Linked DNA regions of Homo sapiens: regions 1 and 3 are each linked to region 2. The links are chromatin contacts, found by Hi-C or POLR2A ChIA-PET in ENCODE. All regions are on one chromosome and are shown on one strand. Each heading gives the region's core, a stretch centred on a gene start or an enhancer-like site at or near the end of the contact. The rest is flanking DNA. Distances are from core to core; before and after follow the strand shown.

Region 1 (2,976 bases), core at 347-2,846, 130 kb before region 2:
ATCCAGTGAATTTTACATTGCATTAATTTAGCTCCCAGTTCTAGAATTTCTGTTTGGTTCTTTATGATAGTTTAAAATTCTTTGCTAATATATCTTTTCTGTTTTTCTTTTCATTCTTTGAACATATATATAATAGTCCATTTAAAACCATCACCTGCTAAATTCAAAATATGGGTCATTTTCGAATTGGCTCTTGATTTTGGACTACATGGTCCTGTCTTTAAAACTGTATTAGTAATTTTTTTTAGACTGGATAGTGTAGATAAACTATTGTACAGACTCTGGATTCTGTTATCTTCCTTTGAAAAATTGATGCATTTTCTAAGGCAGCTTAATTACTTGATGATCTGATATATGATGGGCTTGATGAGCTGATGTATGCTCAGTTTTATGCTTTGTTACAAAGGATCTGTGGGAAGTGAAAGATATTTTTTCCAAGTCCTTCTAACTTGGAAGAATTCAACTTCCAACGCTATCTTCCTGATCTTATCAGGGCTTGGTCATAGACTGACTCTATTATGCCAGGTGTACTCTAGGCTGTACCCTAGGCTGGGTTCTTAGAGGCCTTTCTGAGGTCTTAGCTGGATTGTAATAAATATTAGTGAAATGGCCGGGTGTGGTAGCTCACACCTGTAATCCCAGCACTTTGGGAGGCCGAAGTAGGCAGATCACTTTAGACCAGGAGTTCAAGACCAGCCTGGGCAACATGATGAAATCCCATCTCTACTAAAAATACAAAAAAATTAGCCAGGCATGGTGGCACACACCTGTATTCCCAGCTACTTGAGAGGCTGAGGCACAAGAATCACTTGAACCCAGGAGGCAGAGGCTGCAGTGAGACAAGATCACGCCACTGCACTCCAGCCTGGCCAACAGAGTGAGTGAGACTCTGTCTCAAAAATAAAAATAAATAAATAAATAAATAAATAAATAAACAAATAAATAAATATCAGTGAAATGTTAACTGGATTTCTCTCCTATGGCTGGGCTGGAACTCCAAGTCCCCAGCATTAGTAGCTCTAGTCCCTCAATCCTACAACCTCAAGCCTCAGCTCTCTGATAAGCCTTGAGTAGTCTCACCCAGCCCACATCCAGCTTAGTCCTCAATCAGGACTGGTGCGGAACCACCATACCAACTTCTGTACCTGTACACAGCTTCTTCCTCTTCAGTACCCACCTGTCCCAACTGCTTCTGCTGTCCTGAACTCTAACCTCGATCTCTTCAAGCAGAACATCACCACTGTGAATTCTAGCCCCCTGTGCTGTGGTTGGGAAATGTTTCCCAGGTACATTCAGGTCAGTTATGGGTCTTACCTTGTGATTTTTCTTTCTTTCAGGGATCAATCTTGCATTGCCTGTTTTCCACAGTCTGGAAAGCGTTGCCACATGTATTTTGTTCAGTTTCATGGTTGTTGACGGCATGAGGCTAGCCTTGTATCAGTAACTTCATCATAGCCAGAAGCAAAAGACTGAAGACATTAAGCATAAGAGGATACTGAAACAACAAAGTGAAAATTCAATAGACTTCTGGCATCTGCTTTGTCTCAGTCCTTTATTCTGAGGCCAGCCAGTCCACACTCATTCCTCAGGAAGCCCTTAAGTGCTGGCTTCAGCCAAGCACTTCTCTCTGGCATTTGTCCAGACTGTTTGCCAGTTTTACATTCAGCCTTCTTCCTCAAACCTTCAAGTTCGTTCTCACTAGGTTGGGAGGAGAGGGCAGGGGACTTCTCTCCCTAGCCCTGAATTTTTCCCAGGCTTGAAACTAGAAGTTGCGACATTGGCTGAATTTTAAGGAGAAACATCTTCCCTTCTCTATACTTCTCACTGGGCTCTCCACATAGGAAGAGAAGTGGCATCATTCATGGCCCAGCCTCGGAGAAGAGCTGTTCGAAGCAGGCAGCCTATCCTCTGTGGCTTTTGTTCTCTCATCTGCAGGCCTTCTCCCCTCCATGAAGTGCGCGGGTTGCCCTGGAGATGCCCAGCTGCTCTGCCTATCACAGGCTAAATCAGTCTGATTCCCTGGGAGAAAAAGCAGGAATCTACTTGGGCCCTGGGCACAAGGCACATTTCAAATTCATATCTATTAATAAAATAAACCCAGAGTCAAAAGATGTGTGATTAATTGGCCACCTCAAGCCTCAACAATGCCCTGCGTTGAGTCTTCCTCCTTATTTTGGTGACTCACTTAGGCAGTTTCCTTTGACTTTGAAGCTCTTTTGAGGCTCTTGATTTGAACATCTGTCCTTAGTTTTACCAAATGTAAACCTATGTAACATAGTCCTTCTGCCAGCTCCAGCCCTTTGCAACATACACTAACCCTGATTCCTCCTCGCTTATTTCTGACTGAAGATATGTGATTAGAATTCCAAAGGAAAATATCATTTTTTCCTAAATAAGCTGTGTTTGGTGTTGGAGTTTGGCCGTTGGGGTTGATTCAATACACAATATACATCATACCAACAACAAAGGATCTGTCCGCACGTGGACTAGTTAATTTAACTTTGTTCTACTCACCTTGGCTAACCACCTAACTCTTCTAGTTCTTTCTTTTTCTTTTTCTTTTTCTTTTTCTTTTTTGAGATTGAGTCTCACTCTGTTGCCCAGGCTGGAGTGCAATGGCACAATCTTGGCTCACTGCAGCCTCCGCCTCCTGAGTTCAAGCGATTCTCCTGCCTCAGCCCCCAAAGTAGCTGGTATTACAGGCACAAGCCACCACGCCCAGCTAATTTTTGTATTTTTACTAGAGATGGGGTTTCACCATGTTGGACAGGCTGATCTTGAACTCCTGACCTAGTGATCCGCCCACCTCGACCTCCCAAAGTGCTGGGATTACAGGCATGAGCCACCATGCCCGGCCCAACTCTTCTAGTTCTTTATCCAAGTGGAATCTAAGGAGAGAGCATAATGATTACTGGAATTCCAGGACCTTTAGTGGAACAATAACCTGAGTCATGCTGAATTACTAATCAGTAGCAA
Region 2 (2,963 bases), core at 442-2,941:
AAAATTTTCTCCCTATCTGCAATGAGGCTGTTTTGTTTTCTTATAATTCATGTTTTCACCAGAGTAGCATTTTCAATTTCCTTCAAGAACATTTCCTTTGCATTCCCAACTTGTCTAATTATTTGACACAAGGCCGAGCTTTTGGCCTCTCTTGGCTGTTGATACATCTGAGCTTAATCGTTTCTAGCTTTTCATTTAAAGTAAGGGACATGCAACTCTTCCTTTCACTTGGTCACTTAAAGGGCATTGTAGGGTTACTGGTTGGCCTAATTTCAATATTAGGCCATTATTATTAGACAATTATTAGTGTTTCATTTCAGGGAATATGGAGGCCCAAGATGAAGCAGAGAGACAGAGGAACAGCTGGTTGGTGGAGCAGTCAGAACACACACATTTATTAAGTCCCTGTCTTACATGGGCTCAGTTCATGGTGCCCTCAAAACAATTTCAACAGTAACATCAAAGATCACTGATTACAGATCACTATAACAGGTACAATAATGAAAAAGTTTGAAAGATTGCAAGAATTACCAAAATGTGCCACAGAGACATGTAGTGAGCAAATGCTGTTGAAAAACGGTGCTAGGACTTGCTTAATGCAGAGTTGCCACAAACCTTCAATTTGTAAGATGTGAAAGATCTGCAAACAGCAATAAAGTGAATCGCAGTAAAACAAAGTGGGCTTGTACAGCAAGGAGGTTATACAAATATACTTTTGAAATCCTACAGCCAGTTTGAATCCAGGCTTTGGCAGTTATTACTATGACTGGGCAAACTACTGTGTTTTTAAACTTCATTTTTCCTATCTGTAAAATGGGGATTTTTTATAGATTGTGTGTGTGTGTGTATATATACACACACACACACACATATATATATATACACACATATATATATAGTTGTTGTGAAGATTTAAAAATGTACACCGTCACAAGGACTCCATAAAATAAGCTATTATTGTAATCTATTGGAGACAGGGCAAGTAAAAATCCACACTGATGTTAAGTGAATCTTTAAAAACAAGTACCAGAAAAAGACGAGTTTTTATTTTATAAGATATGACCTAAGGGGCCTAGGAAGAGAAAAAACTTGTTTTGTCAAGTCTAAATCCACTCATATTTCATGGGGCCACGTATCACGTCCAACCTTTGATATCTGGCACACAACAAACAAACAGGAAAGGCCTTTCGTGTGCTTTAATAAAAACAGCTTTCCATTTTAAAACGATAAATATATTGGAAAAATCTGTTGGCTCTCCAACAGCTCTTATAAAACAAAGCTCAGACGCTGTGTTTTTGTTGTTTGAAAGAGAGAAATCAGGGGCTTGGGCATTATTAGGCTCCCTTTGATCGCGCCCTGGGATGGGAAGCCTTCGGGCAAAGCCCTGGGGGCAGGACGCGTTTTTTTTTTTTTTTTTTTTTTTTTTTAATCGATCCCGGAACCTTCGCGCGGCGGAGGGGGCGGGCGCGCCGCAGGGGCCCGAGGGAGGGGTCTGGGGCGCGGCGCCGCTTGCCCATCCCCCGAGCGCGCGGCGGGGCGGCCGGCCGGCGGCCGCCGGGATGCGGAGGGGCGGCGACGGGGGCCGGACCCTGCCGGGGCGGCGGGGCGGGCACCGCCCGAGGGGGTAGGGCGCGCGCGGGGGCGCGCCGGGCCGGGGAGGCGCGCTCGCTCCGCGCTCCCTTCGCTCGCTCGTTCCCTCCTCCCTCGGCAGCCGCGGCGGCAGCAGGAGAAGGCGGCGGCGGCGGCTAGGGATCAGACATGGCGGCGGATCTGAACCTGGAGTGGATCTCCCTGCCCCGGTCCTGGACTTACGGGATCACCAGGGGCGGCCGAGTCTTCTTCATCAAGTAAAGAGCCGGGGACGGCACGGGGGCCCGCGGGGGCGGGAGGGCAGGAGGCGGGCGGCTGGCGACACGGGGGAGAGCCCGGGTCTGTGCTCCTGCAGCCCCTCGGCTCGCCCCCGCGTCCCCTCTCACGCTCCGTGTCTGCCCCTTCTCTCACCCCTGCAGCGAGGAGGCCAAGAGCACCACCTGGCTGCACCCCGTCACCGGCGAGGCGGTGGTCACCGGACACCGGCGGCAGAGCACAGGTAACGCCGGGCCCAAACGGAGTTGGGCTCCGCCTGGAGGAGGCGGCAGAGCCCGGGCCGCCCGGCTCCCCGCAACCTGCCCCGCGCCGCGGGCCCCGGGAGGCGGCGAGGCGGGGCGGAGGCCGGGCGGGAGCGGCCGCAGGTAGAGGGGCCACGGGGACTCCGCCGCCGGGAGTTCTCTCCAGTCTCGGGGCGCCTCTTTCTCCTCAGCCTTTCATCAGCACTTGGAGACGGCGCCCTCTTCCTGCGCCTTCTCCCCCCATCCCAGCCTAGACGACCCTCGCGACCCTAGAGTGGCGACGCTCCCCTCCCTGAAACCTGGAGTCCTGAGTTTTTCCTCCGCGGCCGCTACTCACTCCCCGGTGACCCCCAGCTGCCGTCTTGCCCCCCAGCAATCTTCAGGCAGTCCTTACCCACTCCCCTCCCTGCAGCCCCGGACCCCGATCGCCCGCCGGGATAACGTAACCACATCCTCCCCCTCCTCCCAGGAGCGCTGCCTCCTGCCGTGCAGCTTCCTCCTCCTAGGTGGGACTTGTGGGTAGGTGGCTGATGAAGGAGGAGGAGGAGGAGGAGAGGAGTTCGGGGGTGCTGCGATCCTCTCTGTGACAGGGAACGGCTCGGGAAACGCTTGGCGCGTTCCCTCCTGCCACGGGAGGAGCAGCCGGAGCCGGAGGAGGCGTTCGCAGCCTCAGTTGCTGGCGATCCGGATCTAAAGTCCCCGCCAGCCGCACGGAGGTTGCACAGACTGCCAGGAGGCGGTGGGCGTGCGAGGGGGTGTCCCGTATGGGGGCACCCGGGCCCTGTTTGGAGGGAGTCCGTGGGGAAGCGGCTCTCTCGGGTGGCTTTGGGAGCTTGTTTGAATGCTAAGTGTGAG
Region 3 (2,791 bases), core at 193-2,692, 140 kb after region 2:
TTGCAGAGAGCCAAGATCACGTCACTGCACTCCCCCCTGGGTTATACGGCAAGAGACCTTATCTCAAATAATAATGATAATAATCATGATGACAGTAATAATAATAGCTTTAGATAGACTACAGTAAATATGTTTTAAAAATCTTTTCAGTTATTTTATGTTTAATGTTAAAATTCCTACCCTCCCAAATAGCAAGGGATACATATGCTTTTAGTGTAAATGTTCTATGCCTTCTTTGTTGTTCTTGTTTTGAGATGGAGTCTCGCTCTGTCGCCCAGGCTGGAGTGCAGTGGCACGATCTCAGCTCACTCCAAACTCTGCCTCTCAGGTTCAAGCAATTCTCCTGCCTCAGCCTCCCGAGTAGGTGGGATTACAGATGTCCTCCACCAAGCCAGCTAATTTTTTTTTTATTTTTCGTAGAGACGGGGTCTCACCATTTTGGCCCGGCTGGTCTCAAACACCTGATCTTAGGTGATCCACCCACCCTGGCCTCCCAAAGTGCTGGGATTACAGGCATCAGTGGCCACACCTGGCCAACTTTTATTTTTCAAGAGAAAGAAGCACATAGTCTATCTTAGTAAATTTTCCCAATGTCTAATGTTGCCTCCAATCTAGAAGCCATGGTTTATATTTAACCTAAATATATGGATGGTTCATAACTTTACTCCAAGAAAAATAGTCACCTTTTTTTTTTAATTTTTTTTCCTTGGTGACCATATTCCAAAGCTTCTAGATATCTTCATCTATAGTTGATTACAGATATATGTATATAGATCTACATCCTTTCCACACGTCATAAACATTGGCAGCATTACCACACCTAGTTTCTGATAGAAGCATTTTTATTTATTGGAATATGGAGGGTTGGCTGGCTCCTGAGAGGCCTCCTAGAGTGGCATGATCTTGGCAGTTTCGTGCAGGTTCACACACTCAGCTTGATCTTTTCAGAGTCTGGAAGTGATTAGGCTCAGGGAAAGACCTAGATATGGCAACTAGAATAGTGAGCAAGTACAACTGTCGAGTGACCTAGACACATGCTGTTAACGAGCTCATTCTTTCAGTGGCCAGGTGGACATGGGATGCCAGATTCTAACCCAAGATTGCTTGATGTGTTGGAATTATAATGGTAAAATAAGGTCTGTGCCAGCCACTCATTAACTCATCTGATTCTCACAAGAACCCTCTGATCTTGGTGGCACAATCATACCCATTTACCAAAGAGGAAGCATAGGCACTTTAAGTGTTCTGTACTTTGCCTGAAGACTCAGCTAGTAAGAACAGAGTTGCAAGCTGGACATGTGCAGTCAGACTCCAAGAGCTCTAAAATCATACTGAGTTCCTCTTGAATACAAACAAAAGGAGTTAATTATATGGTTCAGATCTTTGATAGCATCAGACTATGATTTCCTGTTGCAGCCATTTCCACAACCAGACTCATGTTTGTCTCATGAGTCAACAAGCAGCTAACCTTGGCTGGGAGCCATGTGGCTCCTTTCAAGGGACTATCTACTGTGGTCCTTTAAGTGTAGACTTTGTGGTTTAACTGTCATAAGGCAATCTTAATTTGCTTTATTTTCAGATTCCTAATGGTGGGAGCACACATCACTTTTTACGCTCTAGTTCTTTATGTTTTCTTTTTCCCCCTTTCTGTTTATACATTCTGGTGTTGTGCTTGAATGTTAATATCACAGCATTGGGTATTTGTGTAGACTTGTCCACTGTGACCCTTTCCAGTCCCCTGGCCCCCACCCCCGTAAAGTATAATTTTTCCTAGATTGAATCCCAGAAGTAATATGTACATTATTTCATCTGATTTACTATGATTTTCTTCTCTGATTTCAGAGTGGACAAGATTACATCTGAAAATGCACCAACTAAAGAAACCAATAACATTCCCAACCATAGAGTGCTAATTAAACCAGAGATCCAAAACAATCAAAAAAACAAGGAAATGAGCAAAATTGAAGAAAAAAAGGCATTAGAAGCTGAAAAATATGGATTTCAGAAGGATGGTCAAGATAGACCCTTAACAAAAATTAATAGTGTAAAGCTGAATTCTCTGCCATCTGAATATGAGAGTGGGTCAGCATGCCCTGCTCAGACTGTGCACTACAGACCAATCAACTTGAGCAGTTCAGAGAACAAAATAGTCAATGTTAGCCTGGCAGATCTTAGAGGTGGAAATCGCCCCAATACAGGGCCCTTATACACAGAGGCCGATCGAGTCATACAGAGAACAAATTCAATGCAGCAGTTGGAACAGTGGATTAAAATCCAGAAGGGGAGGGGTCATGAAGAAGAAACCAGGGGGTAAGTGTCTGTCTTGTCATTATGAACCCAGGTTTCTTTGATGCTGTGTTGGTGGAGATTGGTTTCTGAGCTACTGATTAAAATATTGGTTTAAATTGTGTTTTAGCTGTTATAGCTTCATTACTACGTCTTTTGTTTATAATGATCAGATATAAGTATTTATTCTCTGTCTCTTATGTTCTGTCACCCAACTTTGCTAATGGCAAGGAGTCATCCTTCCTGGCCAAGCACAAGGAAAGGCTTGGGTTACAGGCAGAGATCGAGTTTATTTGGGAGAGGGAGGGAGCAAGCCCTGTCCTCCCAACCCACCCCTGTCTTGTCCCCTGCCATTATCACCTCTTCTCTGACTGTCCTCCATTACCAGTTTCTGCAGGTTGGTACAATGCAAGGATCTCCTGAGACAAGTAATATGGAGGCAGCAAAGGCCTACTGCTCTCTAATTCCCAGTCTTATTCTTGGGCTTTCTTTAAATCAGAATGCA

The links. A loop is a pair of places that touch in the nucleus more often than their neighbours do. ChIA-PET counts read pairs that join two places held with the same protein, here RNA polymerase II (POLR2A). Pooled maps may share reads with other maps.
Region 1: a map of mammary epithelial cell shows a loop between it and region 2 (5-fold over the local background). The contact joins the enhancer-like site here to the promoter of PLEKHA5 in region 2. A Hi-C loop is called at or near these places in 3 of 168 maps with a recorded cell type or tissue (PC-3, PC-9 and mammary epithelial cell), 1 of 37 single-sample maps with no recorded cell type and 4 of 50 pooled maps. POLR2A ChIA-PET finds 5 or more read pairs at or near these places in 1 of 52 experiments (WTC11).
Region 3: a map of endothelial cell of umbilical vein shows a loop between it and region 2 (2.6-fold over the local background). The contact joins the enhancer-like site here to the promoter of PLEKHA5 in region 2. A Hi-C loop is called at or near these places in 5 of 168 maps with a recorded cell type or tissue (CD4-positive, alpha-beta memory T cell, IMR-90, PC-9 and 2 more) and 15 of 50 pooled maps. POLR2A ChIA-PET finds 5 or more read pairs at or near these places in 4 of 52 experiments (CD4-positive, alpha-beta memory T cell, H1, PC-9 and 1 more).

The regions. Positions count from the first base shown.
Region 1 is chr12:18,996,980-18,999,955 of GRCh38, forward strand. No RefSeq gene overlaps it. Among named protein-coding and RNA genes, the nearest start is that of PLEKHA5, 130 kb to the right of the region's middle. Within about 2 kb of position 1,597, at least 5 of the 41 ENCODE cell types and tissues checked have a DNase peak (open chromatin) inside an H3K27ac peak, as active enhancers do; they include PC-3 and mammary epithelial cell, where a contact is called at or near this core.
Region 2 is chr12:19,128,042-19,131,004 of GRCh38, forward strand. It overlaps PLEKHA5 (pleckstrin homology domain containing A5), which reads left to right and starts at 1,692. Exons shown (of 32, transcript NM_001256470.2): 1 at 1,692-1,847; 2 at 2,010-2,089. The coding sequence starts at 1,759.
Region 3 is chr12:19,272,674-19,275,464 of GRCh38, forward strand. PLEKHA5 (pleckstrin homology domain containing A5) reads left to right here. Exons shown (of 32, transcript NM_001256470.2): 11 at 1,843-2,310. Among named protein-coding and RNA genes, the nearest start is that of PLEKHA5, 140 kb to the left of the region's middle. Within about 2 kb of position 1,443, at least 9 of the 41 ENCODE cell types and tissues checked have a DNase peak (open chromatin) inside an H3K27ac peak, as active enhancers do; they include PC-9, endothelial cell of umbilical vein and heart left ventricle, where a contact is called at or near this core.